5 separate regions of the Homo sapiens genome follow, and regions 1, 3, 4 and 5 are each linked to region 2. A link is a contact called in ENCODE Hi-C or POLR2A ChIA-PET data. All regions are on one chromosome and are shown on one strand. The core of a region is the stretch at or near the end of the contact, and the rest is flanking DNA. Distances in the headings are between cores, read along the strand shown.

Region 1 (5,297 bases), core at 394-2,893, 3.5 Mb before region 2:
AGATGAGCATTACACAGATAATATATATTACTTGACAATTATGTTAGCAAACAATCACATCCTTTGACTAGGTCTGTATAGCTAGAAAAATACTCGACTTATAGTTAGCCAGCAAACTTTTAACACAAATACGTTTTTTGCTACGAATAAATAGCTACGTGGTTTTAAGTAGAACTTATAGTCTACTTAACTTTCAACAAACCAAGTATTGAGTGTCCACTGTGTCAGTGTACTAGACATGGGAAGCAAAAATGAAGTGTCCTTAAATCAAGTAAACAGACAAAAACAAACGAAAAATAATTCTTAGAGAAAAAAGCAATTTAAAAAAAAGTGCAAACACCTATTGAGAACTATTGATCACGTAGTGCTAGAATATGCAGAATAATTAGATCTTTGTGGAATTGTTGGGAAGAGGTTTCCTGAATGAGAGAGTATGGGATTTAAGAAAAGAATCAGATATGGCAGGCGGAGAATATGGCACTAGAAAAGCTAAAGGGTAGAAGCAAGTCAGTCATGGCATGAGTCCACACTCAGGTGTAACAGGACTGGATCATTGTTATTAAACTAAGGGTGGAGGCGGCAACTGAAGAAAAGCTGCAAACACAAGCCAAAGCCGTTCACAATTGACCTCTGAAGACCAACGACTGTGATAATGTGATCAAAACAAAGCATTTAAGTTTTGTTTAGGTTTCCTGCCGCATTCTAAAGGCAGACTTCACATTCTTACAATTTTCTTCATTCTTCAGTATCTGTCAGCGTGTTTAACTACTTTTAACATACAACTTTTAAAAAAGTCAAGACACACTACGAGGAACTTTTTCCGAAGGAAGTGATCCAAAGAACAGAGTGTGAGTCAATAAACGGAGAAAGGGAGTAGAGAAGCGGTTTACTATCCCCCGCTTCCGCCCCAGTGTGCTGTAAACTTTAAGTCGGGAAAACTATGTTTTAACCGATGAGATAATGCCTTTAAAAGTGCTTAGCACACTGTCTGGCCAGTAGGAAGCACTCAAGAAATTATGATTATTTTGACCTTAGACCTCTCTTAACTGTCTGAAACTGGGGTTTCTTATTTTCAGGGGAAGAAACAGGACACAGGCAGTCTAGAGGCTCCTGCCAGCCGAGACAATCTCCAATTAAAAGTCGGCATCGATTAAATATTTGCTGAACAAAGTAAACTGTCTCTCCACCGCCGGGCTGAGCGCCCACTCGAGATCCGGCCCGGAACAAGGGCGAGACTGGCCCGCGGGTCCCACACTCCCTGTAAGGGGTGGAGAACACGCCCACACGCCCAGACCAACAGGCGAGGCTGTTCGAGGACCTTGTTAGCCACCTCAGCCCCGCCCGCCGCGAGCCTTCTGCTGGCCTCCCGTTCTGCAGGGACCCTCCCTAGCCAGCCCGGCCGCGTCCCACATCCGCCGACACGCCCCTTCCGGCCTAATCCCCGCCCCTCAAGCACCGGCCCCGCCCCATAGGCCCCGTCCGTGGCCCCGCCCCGCCGCGAGCTGGCGCCGGGTCCTCTCAGCGCCCGCCGGCGGCCGCGTCCACCCCCGACGCTCTGAGGTCACCGACTGGGCCGGCCCGCGGGGGGCGGAGGGACGGAGGGAAGATGGCGGCAGGGGCCGGATATTGGCGCCGCCTCCCCCAATCCCGGAGCCGGCGCAGATGAGGCAGTTCGGCTGGGGCCAGCGGCGCTTTGGAACCCGAGGTGGGGGGACCCTGGCGGTGGGGCCTGGTCCTGCTATATGCCGGCGCCTCGGCTAGAGTGAGCGGCGGCGACGCCTCTTTCCTCCGTCTCTTTCCCTGTCGCTGCGAGAGCGAGCGGGCGGCGGAGGCGGCGGCGGCGGCGGGGCCGGGATGGAGGACGTTAACTCCAACGTGAACGCGGACCAGGAGGTGCGGAAGCTGCAGGAGCTGGTGAAGAAGCTGGAGAAGCAGAACGAACAGCTGAGGAGCCGCTCGGGGGCCGTGCAGGGCGCCGGCTCCCTTGGGCCCGGCAGCCCGGTTCGGGCCGGCGCGTCCATTCCCTCCTCCGGCGCGGCGTCTCCTCGGGGCTTCCCCTTGGGCCTCAGCGCCAAGTCGGGCGGCGGGCCCGGGTCGGGCCCGAGGCGGACGAGTAGCGAAGAGCTGCGGGACGCCACCTCCTTGCTAGCGGCGGGCGAGGGCGGCTTGCTGGACGAGGTGGAGCCGCTGCGGCCCGACGAGCTGGAGCGCCTGTCAGGCTGGGAGGAGGAGGAGGAGAGCTGGTGAGCGCGAGGCGCCGGGCAGGAGCTGGGCGGGGACGGGCCCGGGGGCGGAGAGCGTCCTCTGAGGGTCCCTCTGGTCGGGCGCCTCGCTTTGTGTAGCCGGGTCCGCTCTCCTGTGGCGACTTGTGGTTTTCTTGCTTTGGCAGAGGGAACGTCAGCTGGAGTTGGGGGTTCGAGGCGTGCGCAAGTAACAGGGTTGTAGCTCGTTGTCCTTTGGATTGTGGACCTTCTGAGTGCTGGACCCTATTGGGGTCTGTGGGTTGGGGCAGCTTGAGAAGGGCTGTTCGCCTGGGGAGGAGTCGGAGGTGGGAAACTGCTTTGTAGGCAGGGATCCTGCTTTGTGTAAGATACTGGCTTTCGGATGGTGGCCCTGGGCATTCTGGATGTAGGAGAGGGGTCTGCTTGATGAGGTATCACCAGGTGTGGGGGTCAGGGGCAGACCAGAGTCGTCTACGTCTATGCAGCGGTTGGTGTTTGGGACCCATTTCTGGCGGGGATGGGGAGACCGTATGAATCAGCACTCCCCTTTGGGTAGTGGGGTAAACCTTGCTTTGTGTGAAGAGAGGGCAGAGGATGGTGCTGCTTTTTTTTTTTTTTTTTTTTTTTTGTTACTCTGTGTGAAGAGTCAAGGGTGGAACGAGCCCTGGCTCTTATTTTCTAAAACAAGAATTGAGTCTGGCGTTTTGCAGAGCTCTGAATTGACAGTTATCACATCCATCTTTCATTTCCACGTCCTTCTAGGGGCAGAGAAAAAGAGTCCTATTTAAAAATTTAAACCAAAGCTATATTGTCATAAGCCACTTCTTGATGAAATTGTGGCCCCCCCACCTTAATATCACTTTCATAAATAGGACATGGGAGGCTTTTCCTCTCGTTTTATTATAAAGATGTGTGTGGGCAATTATTTGTCTTAATTCATTTTTCTTAAAGTTTTAACTTTTAGCTAAAATGTCTCTGCTCTATTGAAATTAAAACTTCTAACAGTGAAATCGAAATCATTCATAGACTCTGGTATTGCAGGGCTGGAACTTTGCAGTGTTCTGAGGTAGTTAAGAGCTTTCCTGGGTTCGCCCCTGGTTTTGCCACTTACTAGCAGTATGACCTTGAGCAAGTTACTCTGAGGCTCACTTTCTTCTTGTATTTGATGGAGAAAATAATAGCACTTACCTCTATAGAGTTATGAAAATTTAGTAAGATAATTATGTATGCATTTAGCGCTGGATCTGGCACATAGTAAACTGTCTAAAACAAGCTGCTATTTGTTACTCTTAAGCCTAGTTACTTAAATCAAGAAACAGTTCTTATATGATGTTGTAGGAGATTCTGGTGATTCTTAAGTGTTGATCCCTGTTCATAAGGCAGTTATAGTCTTGTTGAGAACTAAGTTTTGTGCAGTTAAATAAACTAGAAAGTGTACAGTGAATTACCCAAAGAGTGATAGAACAAAGAGTACTGACAGTGCTCAGTAACTGGGAAAAAAATAGTAGTCCAAAGTAGTTGGGCCAGACTTTGAGGAGGAGGTGGCTTGGAGTCTGAAAGTGAGGAAAGAGCGGGAAGGGCATTTTATGCTCTTGACAGCTACAAGAGCAGAGTCAGAGGTATTTGTAACTCTCAGGAAGATTTGAGTAACAGAATTACTCTTGAGTATATGATGACATACCTTTATTACCAAGTGATATCAAATATTAGAGCTGACTGTGGTAGTGACAGTTTTTGATATAAATGTGAAATTGCATTCTCCCAAAGGAATCTTGGGTATGTATGCACTTTAAAAGAACCCAGAATCTTGTAAATATTGTCACATGGCTCTTGCAAGTGATGATAATAAAATGATGCTCATAATAATGAGGATTAGCTGCACCCATCAGCCCATTTTAGATTATGTATTATTAGAACACATTGAGTCCACTTGGGGAAGCCGATTAAGTCTTTGGCTGCTTTGGTTCCTGAGCATGAGTTTGTTAAGGTAAAGCAAGTCTTCCTTAAATACTGTTCCAGGAGTTTCTTTTGACCAGATGATTCCTGCTTACTGCTTTGATCCTGGCTTCATATCTTGATATTATAGGTGTCCTATACTTTTTCTGAGATTTGTGTGAACTGAAAGTTGAATATAAATCATATTTAAAATGCGTTGGGGTATGTGATTAGGGTAAAAGTTGTAGGGGATGGATGTCAGTGGCAGGAAGATTCAAAGTCAATATTTTTTCCTTTCTTAGCAAGCTAAGAATCTACCTTTTGTAACTTCTAGCTATTGCACCTTCCTTTTCATCTAGAGGAATGTTTCCTCCCGAGTGTATGTGCCGCAAAGTGCTAGTTCTGAAGATGTCAATAAGTGTTATGTAGAAAAAAAGTGGGTGGGTTCTGGGATGGAATAAATGTGGGAAAAACTGGGTTCAACAAAAATAAACAGTTTTCTTTAATGCTGGGCTCCTGGAGATGCTAATGTGTTTTGAACATAGTAAATCTCTAGGGAGTATGGTTTGGTCCTAAACTTAATTGAGCTCCCAAGGAACTAGTATCTTTTTTAGAAAACAGTGCTCTACAGCAGTCACTTTCATACTCTTCTTTTTTTTTTTGGACCCAGCTTCATGATAAGAAATACATTTTAACTCATAATCAGGAATTCACATGTATCTGAATAACTGAAGCAAAAGTTTCACAAAATGTTGATTACTTTTACTACAAGTGGTATGCTTGGATATTTTCCGCTCTATTCTGTTTCATTAAAAAAAAATGCTGGTTACTCCCCAGCTAAGCTGATTTTGTGACCCATTAAAGAGTTGCAATTCTCACTTGAAAAACACTGTTTCTAGAATAACTCAGAAAAGTTTAGGGATGAGAACTAACTTCGTTGTGCATCACAGTGTGTCAGTCTGTGCCAGGCAGCTTATAAATATTTTTTGCCTCTAATTTTATACATTTATGAGATAGGTATCATTTTCTAGGTAAGAAAACTAATCTCTCTCCAAGCATCAAATAATGCGCACTGAATGATGGCACCAGGATTTGAATCCAGGTCTTTATACATCATAGACTATGCTGTTCCCACAGTAT
Region 2 (5,335 bases), core at 1,128-3,627:
GCAGAGCATTATGTAGTCATTTTATTATACTTTGTAAAACGTGGGGGCAGTGAGGGTCAGCCGACTAGGAATGAGCTTTGCCTCTCAATCCTTAGGCTATAGCTGACTCTTTATAAAGATCTGGGTAAATTACCTCTAAGTCTGTTTTCTACTTGAAAATAATCATACTGACTCAACTGAAAGCAATGTTGAGAAATAACAGAGGTTGTACATTCTATAAATTTTTATGGACACCATGCATATGCCAGGCCAGTGTTGGGAGCTGGGGCAAAGCAGCCGACCCATCCTTCATCTAGCTTAACTCTTATACACATTATTATAAAGTATGCTGCAAATAAATTAATAGAGCAAATGACTAGCTATAATTAATTGTGGGCTTATTGTAATTTAGAGGTGTCACGAAGGAAGCCCTTTTCTGTGCAAAATAACATGTGTCTCAGTCTTTGAAGTACCATGGTAAACGGTAAAAAAAAAAATCATAAATATTACACACACAAAAGATTTGAAACTTGTATTAAATGACATATAATTTATTATTTCCTAGATGTAGATTAAGCTGAAACATAAATAGAATAAAGAATGCAGGAGCAGCTTCCCTGCTCAGAGTAAGGGCGGATATTCTTACTGCTAGATCTGCCCAACAAGCAATCCCCTATCTCAGAGTCCAGAGGTACCTACCCATCACTGTGGGGCCCCGCTGAGGTACTGTCATGATAAAGGTGATCAATAAGGATGTTCTATGAGAGATTCTTGTCTTGCGAAAGAACCTGAAGCAAATAATAAATAACTTCAGGTACAGTTCTGAGATTCCATAAAGTGATTCATAAATGTTTGAATGATAAAAATATTATATAAATAGTATTATAAGGATGTAATTTATTAAAGAGAAATTAGCGATTAAGATGGAGGGAGCATTTTACCATGGGAGTGCTGTGGGACACAGAAACTGGTTTGTCTGAGCCCCTTCCAAATAGCATAACATTTGTGTCCTGATTTAAAATCTAAATTTCAGAGCCTGGAAACCCAAAAGCCTGGGCTGTAGAAATCTAAAACCAAAAAGACCGTGCGTTCTGTTACCTGTGATTTGTGGTGTCACCTACTCTTTGAGGCTCCCAGATGGCCCAGGGCCTTAGGATATGGGGATGCCTTGTAGGTGTGTTGTTGTTGGAGTTGGTGGCTGGGATGAGGGTGGAGGCAGGGTAGGGTGGGGGTGGGTTGGGGTGGGGGGAATCCTCCGTTAATATCTCGAAATATTGTTCTGTTACCATAATGCGGTGTGATAAGTTAGCTTCAAGTATTGAAAAATCAGGGCAGGACTCATGGAAATGGTGCGAATTCTTGACTTAGGGTCAGAAGAATTCACCAAAATTAACGTCTCCCTCTGCCAAATAACAGCCAGTTTCAATTTCTGGACGGCCTCTCCGCGGGAGTGACAGGTTTTCTTAGATGCCGCCGGGGGTCTTTCACGGGCTGGTGGTCTGCCCCCTGGACTCGTCCATGTGTTAGGCTCAGTCCGCAGCTCAGAGCGCGGCCCTGTATTTCTGTCTGATGTCTGGGGCATACAGATGTGTGTGACGGACAATGCTCGTGGCATTCGAAGCCTCTTTAACAGACATTAGTGACTAGAGGAAAGAAGTGTGCGAACTCTGCGAAACAAGTATGCGGACTCTGGAAAAGAAGTACATTTCGAAAGTGGGGAGAGGATGGATCTTCGTAGGAGAAATGGAAATTTGCTCCCCACCAGAAGGTTTGCTGGAAATTAAGACGCGGCAATTCTTAATCCAGTTTCCTGCGGTAGGAAGCAGCTGACAAGAGAAGTCCCAGTCCGAGTTCGGCGCGAACTGGACAAGTGTCGTGGGACAAGTGGCGGGAGACCCGGCCGCGTCGCGCCGGGCGCTAGGGACGGACGCATTTCCCTACTTCCAGCAGCTGGTACGAGCCGCCCCCAACTGCGCTGCGCTGCTCTATTCTTTGGGAAACACTTCGCGTGCTTTGTTTCAGACGCCGACCCATCTTTCTTGGTGGGTCTCCAGCTCCACCAATCCCGCCCGCCACTGGGCGGGGTTTCAGGGTCAAGGTGGACCAATTTCCCAGCTTCGCCCCTACACGCGCTCTCGGACCCCTGGGGGTGACTGACAGCAGCCGGGCCCAACCCGCTGCTCCGGAGCATGGCCTCCGCCAGGGGCGTTACGGAGACAAGGCCCCAGGACCAATCGTATTGGCCAGTGGGGGGCGGGGCCTCGTTGCCAGCTCCAGACCGGCGCTATGGGCACTCCTTTTGTCAAATGAGAGACGCAGCAGGGCGGCCCCTGAGCCGCGGTTTAGCCAATGGAGAAGGCGAGATGGGCGGGCTGGGAGTGCCCGGCGGCGGGTCCTCAGCTTCGAGCCGAGGTGCAGTGAGCTGGTGGGGGGACCGCGAGGCGAGCGCGGGAGCCTGGGCGGCGAGCCGGGTGTGAGCTGCCTGAAAATGCACTCGGATGCCGCCGCTGTCAGTGAGTAGCAGAGAGCCAGCCAGCGGGCCGGGGCCGGGCGGCTGCCAAACTCGCCACTCGGCTCCCGCAGTCCCCGCCCCACGCCTCGGGTCCCGAAACGCGCCGGGAGCCCCTGCCTGGGAACCACCCCTTCCCCTCCCGGGGCCGGGGCGGGCGGTGACGCTGCGGGCGGCGTGGGGCGGGGGCGGGCGTGGGGGGAAGGGACCGGCCTGCGGGGAGGGCGGAGGTGAGGGGGGTGGGGACTGGCTCTCTTTCAGTGTTGGGGGAAGGGAGGGCTGGACGTGCGATGAAGGGCCGAGATCGGAGTGTCCGGGGTGCATGGAGGTGGAGGCAGCGTTGGGCTGTAGCGGGCAGGGCCGGGGATGTGGGGGGGTGGCACCGGCGGGGAGAGGGAGGGAGCGAGCGAGCGAGCGGGGCACAAGGGTGAGGATTTCCAAAGGGCTGAGTGGTGCGGGCGGCTCCGTGAGAAAGGCGGGTGAGTGCGAGGGGGGCGCGGGGGCGGGGACAATGGGAAGAAGGGCTGGTTGGCGGGGGGGTGGGGGGGGGGCGGCGAACAATGGGGTGGGGGAATGGGGGCAGCGGCCGAGCGGGGCAGGAGGGCGGGCGACTGGACGAGGGCTGATGTAACGGGAAAGCGAGGTGGTGGGAGGGACTGGGGTGTAATGGTAGTTGGGGAGTCCTGCGGGGCGGGAGGGGCGTTGGAAGGGCGGTGGGTAACGGAGAGTGGTGGGAGTGGAAGATGTTGGGGTAAAGAGATGGGGCAGGTGTGGAAGGGTAGGGCGATTGGGAGGAAGAGGAGAAAAAGGTGGGTAGGATTTGGGGTGGCAGAGTGGGGGCAGGGGTGGAGAATATGAAATGGGGGTGAGGAGCTAGTCGGGGAGGAAGGGGAGGTGGGGCGGAGTTGGGCAGGAGGACTGTCACGTCCAGATTCGGTCCGGAGCCGGGCTAAGGGGGTGTCAGACTGTGCTTAGGGGAGGTACTTCCTCTCCCTGTCGAGGCAGGGTCCCTTGAAGGGGGGAGTCCAAGCTTCGGGGTGCGGAGAGAGGAGGGGGCGGGGCTGAGGTGGAGGAGACGGGGTAAGTGCCCTAAGGTTGGAACTGGCCGTGGTTCCCCCCGGACGGCGGGAAGCGAGGTCAGCGCTGGCGCGGGCTCCGGCAGCGGGACTAGGAGGCGGGGCAGGGGTGCGGGCTGCGGGGTTTCAGCAGCGGGAGCCGGAGGGGTCGGGCCCTGATGGCCGGGTCGGGGGCTTGGCGCCGGGGAGGTGTCGGGGTCCCTGGCAGTCCGTGGGTTTGATAGTCTGTGACGCAGTTGTCTAATTTCTGGCTATCAGGTGTGGGGGTTGGTGCCATGGAACCCGCTTCCTTAGAGGGATGGCCGGGCCCTAGGCCGCGCCCCACGCCCGGGGGGCGCGACTTCTCCCAGGCGTGCTGGGAGGGCGCTTGAGGGGTTTCCTTTAGGGTTTGTCTCCAGTCAACGGGTATGAAGGGGAAAGGCGGTCCCGCCGAATTCTGGGACTTGTAGTCGCGGCCGCGCCCGGCCGCGGTTGGGTTGGGTGCACGTGGGTAACTGTGGAAACGGGTCCCGGCATGCAGCGCGCCCTTGGAGCCTTCCTGCTCGGCCAACTCGTGCTTTATTCCCCGGCCAGCTCCTGCGCGCTCTCGGGAGGCGGTTGAGTTCCCAGGGACGGAGCGACTCCCCAGCCCTTCTCCCTTGGGAGAGGGAGAGCCCACGCCAGGCGCAGCCCTCTTCACGCTTAGGTTCTTGGTCCCCAAGTGAATTTCCCCCTGCATTTTGTGGCCTTACTTGTGGAATAAATGCTTGGTCTTGTACCATCATGCGCACGGGTTGTGGGAAAACATTTAAGAAGCAACACAATGTAAAGCAGCCTTTAGAATGGTGTATTTAATTTTGGCATCCAGTGTGTGTAAGCACTGGGTTCCAGCATTCCCTTGCATAAATATGAGAACACAGTGGAGGTACACGTAACCCTTGTAACGATAATATAAACTATGTGTTGGTATTTCTTGGGGTGTTTGAAAAAATAACTGTCTTGAAATGAGTGATGGAGGTGGGTTAGTGGAATTTAGGGTGGAAATGTGAAGGTGAGCAAAGGTAATATGTGACGTCTTCAATTTTCGAAGAAGCTTGGAAAGCAAATGAGAATAGAAGAAAACTGTAAAAAGTGGAGAACCATAAGACTTTTTTTGTTTGCTTGTTTTATTATTAGCTGCAGGCTGCAATTCCTTCTCTCCTTAATACTAGAAACCTTCCTCTCCATAAGTAGACTCCCTAAACGTCACATCCTTCACCAGTTCCCTTTACTGTTTACAGGGAAGGGACTCCAGAATCTGTAATGTAGAAGGCTAAGATTAATGCAGAGATGATAGATTTTTGTATGTAATATATAAGGTATTATGAAACTACTTGCAACATAGTCATTAGAAGAATATTGTAATTTTTCTGATGATAAAAATATTACCAAGAAGTCCTAAGATTTGTAAACCTTTTGGTGTGGTTACAAACATACTGAACTTGGATACTTGATTGTTTGATGGTTCTTTTCATGATGAGTGAAAAATTGGGCAATGTGTGTGGTGTTCTTGTGGAGATCATTTATATCTATCTGTCATATTTTACTTAATCGTGTGGTGAAATATCCAGGAAACTCTTGGTAATATAAAAATATGTACAAAAATGTGCACTTAACTCTGGAATTTTTTCTTGCAGAGGGTAAAGTGATGAGGTTGAAAAACATGCAAGAGCTATAATTGTCTTCAAAATGGTGTTTTTAAAGAAAATATGAAGCTAGTCATAGCTTTCTCTTTTTCTTTTGTTCTATTATA
Region 3 (5,362 bases), core at 1,523-4,022, 3.6 Mb after region 2:
CTTCAAGAAAGGTATCAGGAAAGCTCCTATAGTTTTTTAATTGCTTTTTTTAAGGGAGTTAGTCACCAATGAGGACTAGAAGGATGATGGCTCTAAACCCTCAAGGTGGTGAAAACTGGAGCCAGCCTCGATTTAGCACGCCTGAGCACGGATCCCAGGAGGTAGATGTGTGTGGAAACAGAAATACCAGATCCCATGAGAATCAGACACCTAGAGCCTAGCCTGGCAGCACCTGAAGGCCCTTGGATCAGGGTGACACTGGGGCAGGCTAGAAAGGTCTCACTCTGGCCCAGATTCTGATGCTTTGCTGACACCACTGTGCCAGTTCGCCAATGCTCTATCTCCATTTATGTTACATCTTCTGCCAAATAGCTTTGCTGCCTTGCCCCTGAACCACTGCATGCTCAGCAGCTGGTGCTTCAGCATCCTGCAGCTGTAGCCCAGAAGTCCTCACTGCCTCATATGTTGAGATGACTGAATTTGGCCAGGAGTCCTTCCTGTGAGAAAGCCCTGGAGTGTGGGCAGCCCATCCTAGAAAATAAACAAAGCAGCTTTCAGCAATGAGGGACACACAGCCAGTTTTGCTACATTCACCCTTCTGGCTCTGTCTTCAGCCTAAGCTGCTCCTTTCAGGTCCCTCCCTTGGGACCTCAAGCCTCCCTTTCAGGCCCCTTTTAAGCACAGCAAATCCTGTATGCATTAAGGGGAGGTAGTTGAAGTTTGGGCTTCTGGGTTTTATGTTATTACTGGCTTCTGAAAGCTCAAACATTTGCACTCCAGGGATGATAGTTGCATCTGTTAAATTTAGTGTAAAGCTGCCTCCTTACATATTTTAAGTTAGGCCTAAAGGTTTCCCCATACATGGTGAACTGTAGCCTAATTGGGTATGTAAACAGACTGTAACCTATTCTTGTACCAATCACAGAGTTCTGGCCAATCACAAGTGGCCAACTGTTCAAACCGTGTTCAAATAGGGCAAACCTGAGCTACAACCAATCCAGCTGTTTCTGTCCCTCAATTATGTTTTCTGTAAGTCACTTTATTTTTTCCGACCACTCGGCAAGACTGGAGCCTCTCTGAACTTACTTTGATTTGGGGTCTTTTTGATTTGCAGATCATTCTTTGGGTTCTTTGCTTGATTAAACGCTGTTAAGTTTAATTTGTCTAAGGTTTTTCTTTTAACACACCCCAAACTGTAAGTGGAGGCATCCTACTTACACAGTAATAGAAGAATGCATAAAGCAATAACATGAAGGAACAAGTGACAAATTCTGTAACGCCATGTGTTGGGGAAAAGTTCTGAGAGTGGAAGCTTGAATAGGTTTTGGAAGTATGAGTAGGAGTTTACAAGGAGAGAATGGAAGAAGGGGAATTACGGACAGAATAACATGGACGGAGGCCGGCCGCGGTGGCTCACACCTGTAATCCCAGCACTTTGAGAGGACGAGGCCGGCAGATCACCTGAGGTCTGGAGTTCGAGACCAGCCTGACCAACATGGAGAAACCCCATCTCTACTAAAATTACAAAGTTAGCCGCGTATGGTGGAGCATGCCTGTAATCCCAGCTACTCGGGAAGCTGAGGCAGGAGAATCTCTTGTACCCGGGAGGAGGAGGTTGCAGTGGGCCGAGATCTCACCATTGCACTCCATCCTGAGCAACAAGCGCGAAACTCCGTCTCAAAAACAAAAACAAAGAAAACAACAAAACAAAAAAACAGACGGAAATTTTATTATCCTGTGACAAACACTGTATCTTTGGTGAACTCAAAGTAGGTTTGCCCACTTTCCCACAGATTGTTTTGGTGGATTAATTTTTTGTTTCAGTTAGTGATAAACTTCCTTAGCTCTTTACTGAGTACAGGTTTACTGTATGTAAATATGTATAATATTAGATTAGTGCCTGGCACATGGTTAGCACTATCGATTTTTATTAGGGACTAGGTCTCAAACTTATGGTAATTAAGTAGCTCACTTTTTCTTTTGGGAAGACGTAAAAATATTCTCAAGCCTAACTCAAGACCATCCTTTCCTGTCTTCTAGTCTTGCCCACTCAAAGCTCCATCCTGCAAAAGTCTTAAACAGTCCATTTCAAAAGCCCAGCATTTTTAAAGGGTCTAAGGAATAGCACAAAACAAGATGCACCCAAAACGTCAAGGCCATACTGGACAAGGGCAACGTTAGCCATTTTTGGTCTGGGGTAATTATAGGCAGTATCTTAAAACAAGGCTTGAAAAATGTCATGTTATTTCCAAATCCCATTTCAGAACTTTAAAAAAAAAATAGCATTTTGAGCTCCTAAGAACGTTTTTGGCGGTAGGTGGCCACATGGAGGGTGGCACAGAGGCTCGGCGGGGGAGAGCGGAACAGAGCTGGGCGTGGCAGTGCCTGCGAGTCAGCGCCACGTAACCAGAGGCGCTCGCACTAATTTGACCTCTAAGAGAGACTAAGCGCAGGGAACAGCGGGTGCGGACATTACGGCGGAAGGCTCTGGAGGAAGCAGAAGTGAAGGACCTCGCAGTCCTGGGACGGTGGGGCACAGAGAGAGAAAGGGAGCCCCGGGCGCGGCGCGGTGAGGATGCGAGCAGAGGAAGGACACGCGGCGCCGGGTACCTGCCGGGAGCGCCGGATCCAATGGGAGGAGGGCCCGCGCCGCACCTCAACCTGGCAGAGGACGTCACGACGCCAAGGCGGTCGCCGGGCCAATGGGAGGCCGTCGCGGGCAGGGACGGGGCCGGGAGGAGTCGGGGCTGGGCCGCGCCGAGGCAGCTGGCTGACTCCAGTTTAGCCGCCGCCGGAGAGGACGGGCGCCGAGCCGGGGCTGCGGACTTCGGCCTGCCCCTCACCTCACTCCCGCTGCTTGCACCTCCCGGATGGTGCTGACTGCTCCCTAAGCGGCGGCGGCGGCGAGTCGTGAGGACGCGCCGCGGAGGCTGTTCGGGGTCGAGGCTTCCCGTCGCCGGCACTTCCTCTTGCGGCGCCCGTGCGCGGCCGGCCCGGCAGGCGGGATGGCGGCCGCGGCTCCAGGGAACGGCCGCGCATCGGCGCCCCGGCTGCTTCTGCTCTTTCTGGTTCCGCTGCTGTGGGCCCCGGCTGCGGTCCGGGCCGGCCCAGATGAAGACCTTAGCCACCGGAACAAAGAACCGCCGGCGCCGGCCCAGCAGCTGCAGCCGCAGCCTGTGGCTGTGCAGGGCCCCGAGCCGGCCCGGGTCGAGGTGAGCGGGCCGGGATGGGGCGAGCGAGGCTGCAGGGCCGGCTGCGCCGAGTACCAGGCTCCAGGCCTTTGAAAGCGCCGCACTCCGCCGGCCTCGGCTGGGGGAGGGGAGCCCGGCCCCTGCTCCCGGGGTGGAGGGCGGTCGGCTGCGCTGTTTTCCGGTGAGGCCTGGTCTTGCCCGCTCCTTTAGGGAAAGGGAGAGGGAGAGTCCAAGAGGAGCCCGCTATAAACGTTGATCTCCGGAGGGCCAAGATGCTGCTCCGGGATGGGCGTTTTATTGATCAGATGTGTCTTAGAGTAGCTAGAAAGACTCATCCCTACCAAAAAGTTTTTAACAGAAGGCTGCTAGGAGGCTTTTTGTATTCCCTGAGGATCATCACATCGGCCATTTCATTGTTGAAATAGCTTATGCCAAACTGCTTACCCAAATTCAACTTGGCACTGCCTGTGCTTTTTGCCAAATATGGATTATGAACCATGACTCTCACTTTTTAAAAATGTGCTTTGGCTAGCAGGAAGTAGCCTTTAGGAACGCAGAGGAATTAGTCTCCGGCAGTACAGCGTGCTGCAGCGATGTGGGATGCCAAAACTACATTTATAAGTAAAACAGAATCCTGTATTTTGTCCTTCCCTGAATAGATACTAGAAATCAACTTTTTAATCTGTTAATAGAATTAGTCCTTAGTCACTTGGCAGCGTTTTAACATTTCTCCCTTCTCCCAGTCGTGGGCTTTGTCGTCATTTCCAGTATCTGCTCCCTGAATCCCGGCCAGTGTGGCACTCAAACCCCCACTCCCACCCAGGCCACATCCAGCCCATCTCCACGTAACTAATCTTCCCGAACATTGAATTCTGCCATCTTGTCAGAAGTCGTCGGTGAGTTGCCTCCACTAATTTCAGTCCAGCCTTTTTAGGAGAGTGATGTTCAGGTTTCTTCTGATCTGGCTCCAGCTCACCTCCAGGCTTTTTAGCCACCGCTTTCTTGCTCATATGCTAAAGGGATATGCTCATCTGCAAAAAAGAATGTGCTTCAAGAGCCCTTTGGGACAGGCTTTGTGCTCTCTTGCCAGTTCCTCCCTAACACAAGACCTTTTCAAAGAAAAAAAAAAAAAGACCTGGAGTTTGAAGCCACGGATCAACTCTTCCCACCTTGGAGAACCAGCAGATACCTACTCTCTGTGAAGACTTCCCTAAAATTTCTTGGTTAAGGGTGATTTATCTGACCCTTTCCTTTCCTTTCCTTTCCTCTCCTTTCTCCTTTTTCCTTTCCTCTCCTTTCTCCTTTTTCCTTTCCATTCCTTTCATTTCTCCTTTCCTTTCCTTTTTCCTTTCCTTTCTCCCTTCCTTTCCTTTTTCCTTTTTCTTTGTTGAGACAGGGTCTCGCTCTGTCGCCCAGGCTGGAGTGCAGTGGCCCCGTCTTGGCTCACTGCAACCTCTAATTGATCCTCCCACCTCAGCCTCCTGAGTGGCTGGGACTGCATGCGTGTGCTGACACGCCCGGCTAATTTTTGTTTATTTTTTTTTTTTTTGAGAGAGGAGGTCTCACTATGTTGCCGAGTCTAGTCTCAAACTCCTGGGCTCAAGCGCTTCTCCGGCCTTGGCCTCCCAAGTGCTGGTGAGCTCTCACACCGGTGCATTGTTTTCGTGTTTCATGTTTTCGTTACATGTTACTTTCTTAGGCTTTTCCAATTTTCTGTTGTTTTTCTGTGTAAGACCGTAGGATAGAACTTTCTGAGAGACTGATCTTGGTTTCACTAAGCAAGAACATTTGTAAGAATCAGTGCTGTCCCAGATGTAGTAATCGCTATTGAGAAATAATGAAGTTCCCCTTACTGGAAGTACTCAGGAAGAAGTTGAATAACTAACTGCCTATGAGGAGATTCTGATATGGGAGGGAATCTGGGAGATAAAGTTACTGGGAAGTGAAGATTCTGGGAGCCGATTTAATCCTCACAACAGCACGTTAAACAGGTAGAGGAGGTTTGTAAGGAATAGTGGTTTAATATCACAGAGCTAGAAGCTAGTTTCAGCAGAACCAGAATTAGAATCTGGACTTCTGTGCCTTACTAAGTTTTATTAGCATTCATTGTGTCTTACTCTTTTGACTTATTTAATTCACTAATGGATTTTAATGGTTTATTGGATTGTATG
Region 4 (5,092 bases), core at 979-3,478, 4.6 Mb after region 2:
TGGTATTCATTAAAAAAAAAAAAAAAGAAAAAAAAAACCTATAACCATGAATACCAAGTATTTTCCTAAACTGGGTACTAAAACTCCAACCAGTGCTAACATGTAAGTTAAAAAAAAAAAAAAGCCTCTTTTTCTTCAGGCACACATTTAAAGGGAAGGAGAAAGGGGGATGAAAATTTCTTGAATAACTTTGGCAAAAAAAGTAAATATAGTGAAGTACAGTTCATACATATTTTCTACAGACCACCAGGCAACCCTAAAGACCTCTAGATTCTCCCTCACCCCCATGACAGAGTATCCAAAATAACAACTGTTTTTTTTTTTTTGAGACGGAGTCTCGCTCTGTCGCCCAGGCTGGAGTGCAGTGGCGTGATCTCTGCTCTCTGGAACCTAAGCCTCCCGGGTTCAAGCGATTCTCCTGCCTCAGCCTCCGGAGTAGCTAGGACTACAGGAGCGCATCACCACACCCAGCTAATTGTATTTTTAGCAGAGATGGGGTTTCACCATGTTGGCCAGGATGGTCTCGATCTCTTAACCTCGTGATCCGCCCGCCTCGGCCTCCCAAAGTGCTGGGATTACAGGCGTGAGCCACCGCGCCTGGCCATAGTTTCTAAGAATGTTACAAACTAATGTTGCTCACAACTACCACATAATCAAGAGTTTACTTTCTCCTTGGATTACGTAACTAATTTTCTCAATAAACTTTTTTTAAAAAAAACAAGAAATCTATTATGGTCAACCCACAATTATCCAAGATTGGAGCTACGCAAGTTAAAAATATTCTTTTTGATGCTTCCCACATTCTCAGCTCTTTAGTAAACAAGGAACACACAAAATGTGAAACTGAAATTGAAGTACCTGGGACAATGAAAACAGCAAAAAATACTTCTAATTTAAGTTTGGTGGAGGAAAAGCTAATCTTTTGGAATGCGTTTATACGTGTTGCACCCATTTTGCTGTTACGTGTTATTGCCAAGTTCCTTAACTGTAGTGTAAGTTGTTACCACTGTATTGCCTTATGGAAACTGTAATACTTTCAGTAAGAATATCAAACCCAGGTTTGTTTTTCTTATCCTAGTGTAATAATTTATATCAACTTCCAGTTAAGTCAGGTAGTAAGAAAAGGAAAGATCACCGAAGCAAAGTAATTTTTTTTAACTCGAAAGGATCTCCCAATTTTTCAAAATCAAGTGTATGGATCTTGGCATAGAGACACTACTCCCCTGTCCCCCTTTTGAAGAAGGGAGTTAATTTTTGTCATGTTATTACCAACGTTTTCATTCATTAGGCAAGACGTCTACCAATGAATCTTTTCCAGATGCACTGTTCCCTATGGTTGGCTTATTTCCATTTAATTTATGTGAGATCTACTACCAGTAGTCATTCTCAACATCAACTAGTCATCTTTCCCTGGGTCTGAAGTCTAGCATCCTCAAGTTCCCATAGCGATAACTACTTTCAAACCCATAATCTGCTCAATAGCTCTGCCCTTGCAAACAAAAGCTTGTGGTGGTTGGAGGCCCCGCGCGAAAACCTTTAGGTGTTGAAGGACCTGGACTGGCCGCCACGCCACACTAGCCTATTACAGGAGCAGCCACAGGCTCCGGGAGACTAGAACCCGCCTGCAGTCGGGGAGGAGCCCTGACCCAGCTAGACCAAGCAAACCGGCGGTTTACAAGCTGGCCAGCCTCTGGATGGGTGCACACACCGGGGGGCGGGGAGGGAGAGAGCCCCTAAAAGGCATAAGTGGCTGGGAGGGTGGGCAGGACAGGCTAAAGTTCATGGAAGCGAGGTGCCCCTCGTGCACGCCTAGGCAACCCGGTCGACGCCACAGGCAGGTACTGGCTTAGGTCGGAGAGGTCGGTCCTCCCGGGCCCTCGGGCGCTCATGAGAACGCCGACTGCGGGAAGCGGCTCCGAGAGATGGAGACGCACGCCCCCGCCACCCCCACCCTGTTGCTCACCGGTGCTGCAGCCCCACGAGTCCCAGAGTGATCACATGCGGTACATCCAGCTGCGTGGGCCACTCTCCTGAGGCGATGCACCCGAACACGCCACATTCCTCTCGGATCCCCAACTCCTCCAGCTCCATGTCGCCGCCGAAAGCACGTGGAAGGACCTGCCGCTGCGGCCAAGGTGTAAGCACCAACCAGCTGCCAGCTCGGCCCGTCGAGCTCAGAAGCTCGCGCTCGCGACAGGCTCTTCCTTCCCGAGGGTGGCCCCAGCTACTGCGGCGGCGCGCGCTGTCCCTAGGTGGCGTGGCCAGCTCAGCCCTGCTCCTCCCCCTCCGAGTCCACCAACGAGCGAGGGCGGAGGGGCGGTCCCGCGGCTGAGGGGCGGGGTCACGGATGCTGTAGGGTGGAGCTAGCCTTCCCCTAAGAGCTGCCTGGAAAGCTGTATTTGCTGCACGTGGAAATCTCCGTTATTTTCCAGCACCCAACAGTAGCGTAATGGGAGTAACGGACTTAACCTCATTTCTCTTTCAGAGCATTTAGCCTTCATATGCCCTTCCCTGCATGCTTCCCCCAGGCCGTCAAGACTTGGTACGCTCCAACTTCTGAGTCGCTCCCGCAGCCGAGAAGGGGCCGGGGTATGCGAGCTTCCGCAGAGTGGGGAGGGGCCGCCAGTGCGCGCCACTTTTCGCCTGTCCGGGCACTGCGCCAGCGCGGGGCGGCCCGGAGGCGGGGTCGCGTCTCTGCGCCTGCGCGGCGGGAAGCCAGTGGGGCGTTGTTTCGTCCGATATCCGCGTTTCAGTCTCCGCCCATACCCCTCCGGGTTAGGCGGCTGTAGCGGAGCTCGAAAAGAGTGGCGCAGGGTCGCGCGGCCCCGCCTCCTTCCCCGCCCAGCGAAGCTCTCTGACCACCCCTCTTTTCTAGAGTTCTGCCTCGCTTCCCGGCGCGGTCGCAGCCCTCAGCCCACTTAGGATAATGGCGACAGCTGAGGGTGAGTAACAGGGATCCGGGCCCTTCACGGTCTCCCTGACCCCCAGGCCGTGAGCTCGCGGCCACGTGCGAGCCGCGAAACTCTGTCCCGCCTCCCTGCAGCAGCGCCTCTAGGCAGCCGCGCGGGCGCACACGTGGCCCAGGCGCTCCCGGGCCTCCCCGAACTTTACTGCCTCGGGGATGGGGAGAAGGAGCAAAGTAGAGGAGAACGAGAAATGGCCAAGGGGTGGAAAGGTGCCTGGAAGTATTATTTATAATCAATAGCTATTGCAAAATACAAGCAAATCAGTCTTGATTCGTCAAAACCTGAGTCTTGCTTTGCCCGTTAGGTTAATGACCTTTCTAAGAAGGTTAATAATTGAAACTTTTGAAAGACCTGTCTAGAGGCCGGGCCTGGTGGCTCACGCCTGTAATCCCAGCACTTTGGGAGGCCAAGGCGGGCGGATCACCTGAGGTCAGTAGTACGAGACCAGCCTGGCCAACATGGCGAAACCCCGTCTCTTACTAAAAATACAAAAAATTAGCTGGACGTGGTGGCGCGCGCCTGTAATCCCCAGCTACTCAGGAGGCTGAGGTAGGAGAATCGCTTGAACCCGGAGGCGGAGGTTGCAGTGAGCCGAGATCGCGCCATTGCACTCCAGCCTGGGCGACAAAGCGAGACTCCGTCTCAAAAAAGAAAAAGAAAAACCTGTCTAGGGGGCGTGTGTGTAAGTAGTCTTTGATGCCATGGTGTGTGTGTGTGTGTGCACGCGCGCGTGAAGTAGTCTTTGATGCCACGATAGCTTGGGGTGTGTGTACGTGCGTGTGCGTGTTTAAGTAGTCTTTGATGTCATGGGTGTGTATGTGTGTGCGCGCGCGTGTTGAAGTAGTCTGATTCCATGATGGCTGGGGAGGGGGGCTGTTTTTAGGTAGTCTTTGATGCCATGATGGTGTGTGTGTGTGTGTGTGTGTGTGTGTGTGTGTGTGTGTGTTCGTTCCAGTAGTCTTTGATGCCACGATGGCTTTGAAGAACTCCAAAACCTTTAGGCAAAAAAGTTGCACTATCAGGAAAGATTGTTCTTGCTATTTATGCTGGAAAAAAACAAATGCTGGTTTTTTCCACACACCCAGTTGCTATATGTATAGTGAGGCAAATTGCTTTTGTGGCTGCTGGGTACATTCTTTTCCACATAGAAAGTAACTGAATTCAGATTTTAAAAAGCTGTAGACTCAGGCCGGGCGCTGTGGCTCACGCCTGTAATCCCCAGCACTTTGGGAGTCCCAGGCGGGCGGATCACGAGGTCAGGAGATCGAGATCATCCTGACCAACATGGTGAAACCCCGGCTCTACTAAAAATGCAAAAATTTGCTGGACGTGGTGGCGTATGCCTGTAATCCTAGCTACTCGGGAACCTGAGGCAGGAGAATCACTTGAACCGGGGAGTCAGAGGCTGCAGTGAGCCGGGATCGCGCCACTGCACTCCAGCCTGGCGACAGAGAGAGACTCTGTCTCAAAAAAAAAAAAAAAAAAAAAAAAAAGCTGTAGACTCAGCAAAAAAGATTCAGATGATATTGAGTATCAACTCCCTAGAATCAAGGCAAGGACCAGAATTTTTCTTGCAATCATGGTACCTGTACCTCTAAAATGGCAAATCTCTAAAATCTTTGCTCTTCCACTTCTTTCCATTTGTGTACCGTTGGCAGGTTGATTTTTCTTAAATGTCACTTTTATGGTCTCTAAAAGGCAAAAGTGGCAACAAAGGCAAAAATGGCATCTCTAGAGATGTTAAATCCAGTCTGTCCAGTCTGAAATCCCTTTTCATTCAAATCCTGAATACTGCTATCCCTTCTACCTCTTCAGCCCTAACTTTGATTTTTCTCTCCTGTGAATCCTTAGCTATGTTCCAGTCAGGTTAATTCACCAAAGTTTGTTTTTCATTATATACATTTTATTTATATTATTTTTCCCAGAACATTGCTGGCTAATGGAAATATAATGTAAATTTGTCTTCTATAAGCCACATTTTAAAAAGTAAAATAATAAAAAAAACTGGTGCAATGTGTTTATATATATATATATATATATATATATATATAAAAGGTTTTTTTTGTTGTTGTTTTTTGTTTGTTTTGCTTTGTTTTTGAAATGGAGTCTCGCTCTGTGTGGCCCAG
Region 5 (4,691 bases), core at 1,942-4,441, 3.0 Mb before region 2:
ATGCACCAATCAGCACTCTGTGTCTAGCTCGGGGTTTGTAGATGCACCAATCAGCACTCTGTATCTAGCTACTCTGGTGGGGACTTGGAGAACTTTTATGTCTCACTAGAGGATTGTAAATGCACCAATCAGCACTCTTTGTCTACCTAAAGGTTTGTAAATGCACCAATCAGTGCTCTGTGTCTGGCTAATCTAGTGGGGACTTGGAGAACTTTTATGTCTAGGGAAAGGTTTGTAAATGCACCAATCAGCACCCTATGTCTAGCTCAAGGTTTGTAAATGCACCAATCAGTGCTCTGTGTCTACCTAATCTAGTGGGGACTTGGAGAACTTTTGTGTCTAGCTAAAGGATTGTAAATGCACCAATCAGCACTCTGTGTCTAGCTCATGGATTGTAAATGCACCAATCAGCACCCTGTCAAAATTGACCAATCAGCTCTCTGTACAATGGACCAATCAACTCTCTGTACAATGGACCAATCAGCAGGATGTGTGTGGGGCCAGATAAGGGAATAAAAGCAGGCCTCTTGAGCCAGCAGCGGCAACCCACTCAGGTCCCCTTCCACACTGTGGAAGCTTTGTTCTTTTGCTCTTTGCAATAAATCTTGCTGCTGCTCACTCTTTGGGTCTGCACCACCTTTATGAGCTGTAACACTCACTGTGAAGGTCTGCAACTTCACTCCTGAGGCCAGTGAGACCATGAACCCACCTGGAGGGATTAACAACTCCAGACGGGAGGAATGAACAACTCCAGATGCACCGCCTTAAGAGCTGTAACACTCACTGCGAAGGTCTGCAGCTTCACTCCTGAAGCCAGCAAGACCACGAACCCACCAGAAGGAATAAACTCCGAGCATGTCCGAACATCAGAAGGAACAAAGTCTGGACACACCATCTTTAAGAACTGTAACGCTCACCGTGAGGGTCCGCAGCTTCATTCTTGAAGTCAGTGAGACCAAGAACCCACCAATTTAGGACACACTATGTGTTAGGCCTGGCTCAGTAAGTATAAAGAATATGATAAAACTGGATTCTGGAATCTTACAATCTAGTCAGGAAGCAAAGAAAAAGACTTTGCTTTAAAGTTGGTGCAGTGGCTCATGCCTATAACCCCAGCACTTCGGGAGGCCAAAGTGGGCAGATCACTTGAGGCCAGGAATTGGAGACCAGGCTGGTAAAGTAGTGAAACTCTGTCTCTTCTACAAATAAAAAAATTAGCTGGGCGTGGTGGTGCACACCTGTGGTCCCAGCTACTCAGGAGGCTGAGGCACAAGAATTGCTTGAATCTGGGAGGCGAAGGTTGCAGTGAGCCGAGATGGCACCACTGTACTACGGTCTAGACAATAGAGCAAGGCCCTGTCCTAAAAAAAAAAACAACAAAAAACTTTGCTTTAACATAAAGCTCACCACCTAGAATGTCTTCTAATTTTTTTATTTTTGTTTCTTCTAGAATGTCTTTTAATTTTCTTATTTTTGTTTTTTCTCCTATAAAAATGCATTCAACAAATTCATTTAAGAAATATTTGTTGGCTTCATATGATCATGTGCCAATCACTGATGCTAGGCAAATACGGCTCCTACTGTCATAGACCTTTTTAGTGAAGAGAGACAATACACAAACAAATCATTGTTTTAGACCATAACAAATACTATGAAAACAATAAGCAAGGTAACATGGAGAGTGACTGGGGTGCCATGTTAATTGGGTGGTCAAGGAATGCCTCTCTGATGTGGTGACATCAACTGAAGTCTCAGACAAAAAGCCACGTTGAACATCTGGAAGAACAGTGGTCTAGAAGAGGGAACAGCAATTGCACAAGCCCTGGGCCCAGAAGTAAATTAGCTTGTCCCAGGAACAAAATGAGTATTAGTTACTAATACTGATTATCTCAGGGATTTATTTGGTTCTATAAAGACTTACAAGCCAACATCTCTGTCCTAAAGGAGCTCTGTAACAGAGACAGACGTAAGTAAAAAAGATCACTATTCAGTGCAAAAGTACATTGCAGTGACAGCAGTATGGACAAGCTAAGGACTAAGAAGGAAGAGTGATTACTTCTCTGGGGTGTATTTCAGGGAAGGCATCACAAAGGTGGTGATGTAAAAGCAGAATTTTGAAATATCGTTAGAATTGACAAAGCAGGGAGTAGAGTTGTACTGGGGAAACAGTGCACAGAGAACACTGAGGGCAAAGACCTCCAGGCTGTTTCTTGTTAGTGAACCCTGAAATAGAAGAAAGTGACGCTCAAAAGGCACAGGCACCACCAGGCCATGATGGGCCTTATATTCGGTGCATGACTGGAGCTATCAAAAGACTCCAAGGAAGGAAACACAGCGTTGGATTCGTTTCACGTGACTGTCTCCCTTAAGTATGTCTTCGGGAGAATAAATGTTAAATGATAAAGTGGCAAAGGGGCTCAGAAAGAGATGAGAAACCTGAGAGGCTTTGAGGGGTTGACAAATAGTAGGACTGGATTTGCCCACTGTTTAGTCACTAATAACTTGCAGTACATGGCACTAATAAATACTTCAGGAAGGAATGTATGAAAATGAGTAAAATGCTGATTGGCTGGGTGTGGCAGCACCATGTCTGATGTGTAGAAGTCGTGAGCCCCCTCATTAATAGACAGTGATGTGTTGTTTTAATTCTAACAACCCTATATGTAATTCCACTTTTCAGGTGAGAAAAACCGTAGCCTCAGAGAGATCACGGTACCCTGCCAGAGGTTGTAGAACTTGTTGGAAACTTGGATCAAGAGGGTGTGACAAATAACCAGGTATGCATGCTTAAAAATTACTTTCTACTACTTAGCCTACAGGCTCAAAGAATGAAATTATCTCATAAAAGAGATAATTTATAAAGTCGCTCTCAAAAGAGGGACAACAGAGGGTTCCGGAACGTTCCCGCCAGCCGCCACGAGAAGACCAGAGAGGTGCATCACAACAGCCCAAAGTCAAGCCTACTCCCAACCCCCTTCCCCGCCATCCAGGGAAGGGGCGGGGCAGGGTTCTTGGTCCGCCGCTGTCGCCTGCGCAGTCGCAGTGCGGCTCGTGGCCGCAGCTGCCTGAAAGGGCAAAGGGACGAGTATACGCATGCGTCTATTCCTAGGCTGCTGGCTCTCAGACCCGCAGTGAGGTCTGACGTCATTTCCTGCCGTAAGTATACAGTGCCTCCGGGTCGCGGTCATTTTGAGCCCCTGTCTGGATGACTTCTTGCGGCTGTTCTACCCCTCCCCCTCCCCGCGGTACCTTGCACTTTTCTCCCTCCCTGCCCCCTCTCGAGTCCACCCTCCGGGCCTTCTGCCCCTGATCGCTTGGTTTTCCTTGCAGTCGCCTGCTGCTGTCGTCGGGAGGTGGGTGAGGTGACGCAAACAGCCCCGTTGTTGCCCTCCGCGTATCCCCTCACCACCTTTGCGGCCATCCACGACTTTCGCACCTTCCGCCATTTTCCTGCCTGTGAGGGTGGACAGATCGCGCTCGGGTCTCGGCCTCCTGAGTGCCGGTGACTGCGGGAGGCGACGGAGTGCTTCTGGGGGTGTGAGCTGGGGAAGTTCGTGGTCACGGATGCGTGTGGGGTTGCTGCTCAGTCTGTAACGGCAGGTGGGAGACGGACACTGGGTGGAGGATGGAGTGCGGTAATCAGCGGTTGTAGGCCGCTTAGGCTTTAATCCAGCGTTGTTTTGTGTAAAGAACTTAAAATGGTATTGTCTTAAGCGCCGTGTCAGCCCTGACAGTCTTCCTGGTGTTTCTAGGAAGGATGCCGTTATGGGAAATAAGAGGGTTTCATTTTTTCTCATACGGTTGTAGGGTAAAGGTAGTTTATTCAGCAGGCTCCATCCATCCATGAATTCAGCTGACCTTTTTTATTTCTTTTCTCTAATTAAGGGGTTGGCATGTAGTAGGCCTTCATGGCTTATTGACTGAATGAATTATGGAAGGGCTCAGTTGCTGTCCTCATTGTGTATGCCATTTCCTGTTTCCATGCAAATTGTTTTTAAAATGAGAATAATCATGATCCCACGTAAACGTTCTGTAAAATACGGTTACTTGATCTGTTGGTCTGAGTCCCAATATATGAGTTTTTAAAAAAAGAACCAAATAAAAAATGTATATTCTTGGAATTTTATGCATTTTTTTCTTATATTCTTGGGGTGGAAGGAAATTTGGAGATACAGAATTTGCTGTTAGTTTTACCTCACAGGGAGAAGGATATGTCGTCTTTGTTATTCCATAATTTTGGAGTGCTCCTTTGTGGGAGAGGTTGAATGTTTCTGATGATTATTTCATTTTTTAATATGGAAGCTCAGAAATGACTTGAAATTTTTTTTCTCTTCTATTTTGGGGAATTATCCTAATCATTGGGCATAGATTCGAGAAACGACCAAAACATAGGATGTGAAAGAACCCACTTCCAGGAGGAAAAAATATGTCTGTTATTTTATTGATATCTTGATAGTAAAAAAAATTATAAACTTATAAAACGCATATGCTTTTTCAATTAAGGGACTTAACCTGAATAGTGAGTTCCAAATTAATCAGTAGGTCTGTTACTTTTTCATCTAGCTATTTACATGTGGAGTACGTAAGATATAGTAGTGTTTAATAAATATTTGTTGATTGATTGCTGTGTAGACTAGTAGTTTTACTATATCATACGTCTTGATTTACTTTGACCTATCTAGTGATAGTTT

Evidence for each region. Hi-C counts contacts between places; a loop is a spot of excess contacts on that map. ChIA-PET counts read pairs that join two places held with the same protein, here RNA polymerase II (POLR2A). Pooled maps may share reads with other maps.
Region 1: a map of CD8-positive, alpha-beta T cell shows a loop between it and region 2 (20-fold over the local background). The contact joins the promoter of SLAIN2 here to the promoter of DCUN1D4 in region 2. A Hi-C loop is called at or near these places in 1 of 168 maps with a recorded cell type or tissue (CD8-positive, alpha-beta T cell), 1 of 37 single-sample maps with no recorded cell type and 14 of 50 pooled maps. POLR2A ChIA-PET finds 5 or more read pairs at or near these places in 1 of 52 experiments (A673).
Region 3: a map of CD8-positive, alpha-beta T cell shows a loop between it and region 2 (13-fold over the local background). The contact joins the promoter of TMEM165 here to the promoter of DCUN1D4 in region 2. A Hi-C loop is called at or near these places in 3 of 168 maps with a recorded cell type or tissue (CD8-positive, alpha-beta T cell, ascending aorta and naive thymus-derived CD4-positive, alpha-beta T cell) and 18 of 50 pooled maps. POLR2A ChIA-PET finds 5 or more read pairs at or near these places in 1 of 52 experiments (HEK293T).
Region 4: a map of naive thymus-derived CD4-positive, alpha-beta T cell shows a loop between it and region 2 (23-fold over the local background). The contact joins the promoter of PPAT here to the promoter of DCUN1D4 in region 2. A Hi-C loop is called at or near these places in 1 of 168 maps with a recorded cell type or tissue (naive thymus-derived CD4-positive, alpha-beta T cell), 2 of 37 single-sample maps with no recorded cell type and 10 of 50 pooled maps. POLR2A ChIA-PET finds 5 or more read pairs at or near these places in 1 of 52 experiments (CD4-positive, alpha-beta T cell).
Region 5: a loop to region 2 is called in a pooled map, with 26 times the contacts of the local background. The contact joins the promoter of OCIAD1 here to the promoter of DCUN1D4 in region 2. A Hi-C loop is called at or near these places in 2 of 37 single-sample maps with no recorded cell type and 11 of 50 pooled maps. POLR2A ChIA-PET finds 5 or more read pairs at or near these places in 1 of 52 experiments (activated CD4-positive, alpha-beta T cell).

The regions. Positions count from the first base shown.
Region 1 is chr4:48,339,886-48,345,182 of GRCh38, forward strand. It overlaps SLAIN2 (SLAIN motif family member 2), which reads left to right and starts at 1,644. Exons shown (of 8, transcript NM_020846.2): 1 at 1,644-2,243. The coding sequence starts at 1,855. RefSeq lists enhancers at 1,065-1,184, 1,591-2,504 and silencers at 1,335-1,674, 1,815-2,124.
Region 2 is chr4:51,840,776-51,846,110 of GRCh38, forward strand. DCUN1D4 (defective in cullin neddylation 1 domain containing 4) reads left to right here and starts at 2,378. Exons shown (of 11, transcript NM_001040402.3): 1 at 2,378-2,492. The coding sequence starts at 2,468. RefSeq lists silencers at 2,106-2,255, 2,266-2,315, 2,406-2,755, 2,856-2,935, 3,486-3,605.
Region 3 is chr4:55,393,185-55,398,546 of GRCh38, forward strand. It overlaps TMEM165 (transmembrane protein 165), which reads left to right and starts at 2,773. Exons shown (of 6, transcript NM_018475.5): 1 at 2,773-3,212. The coding sequence starts at 3,006. RefSeq lists silencers at 2,579-2,778, 2,979-3,448 and an enhancer at 4,949-4,998.
Region 4 is chr4:56,433,387-56,438,478 of GRCh38, forward strand. PPAT (phosphoribosyl pyrophosphate amidotransferase) reads right to left here and starts at 2,229. Exons shown (of 11, transcript NM_002703.5): 1 at 1,964-2,229. The coding sequence starts at 2,091. PAICS (phosphoribosylaminoimidazole carboxylase and phosphoribosylaminoimidazolesuccinocarboxamide synthase) reads left to right here and starts at 2,874. Exons shown (of 9, transcript NM_001079524.2): 1 at 2,874-2,942. The coding sequence starts at 2,927. RefSeq lists enhancers at 1,934-2,113, 2,961-3,844 and silencers at 2,204-2,403, 2,544-2,833.
Region 5 is chr4:48,827,897-48,832,587 of GRCh38, forward strand. It overlaps OCIAD1 (OCIA domain containing 1), which reads left to right and starts at 3,192. Exons shown (of 9, transcript NM_017830.4): 1 at 3,192-3,353. RefSeq lists enhancers at 2,760-3,139, 2,982-3,545, 3,546-4,108.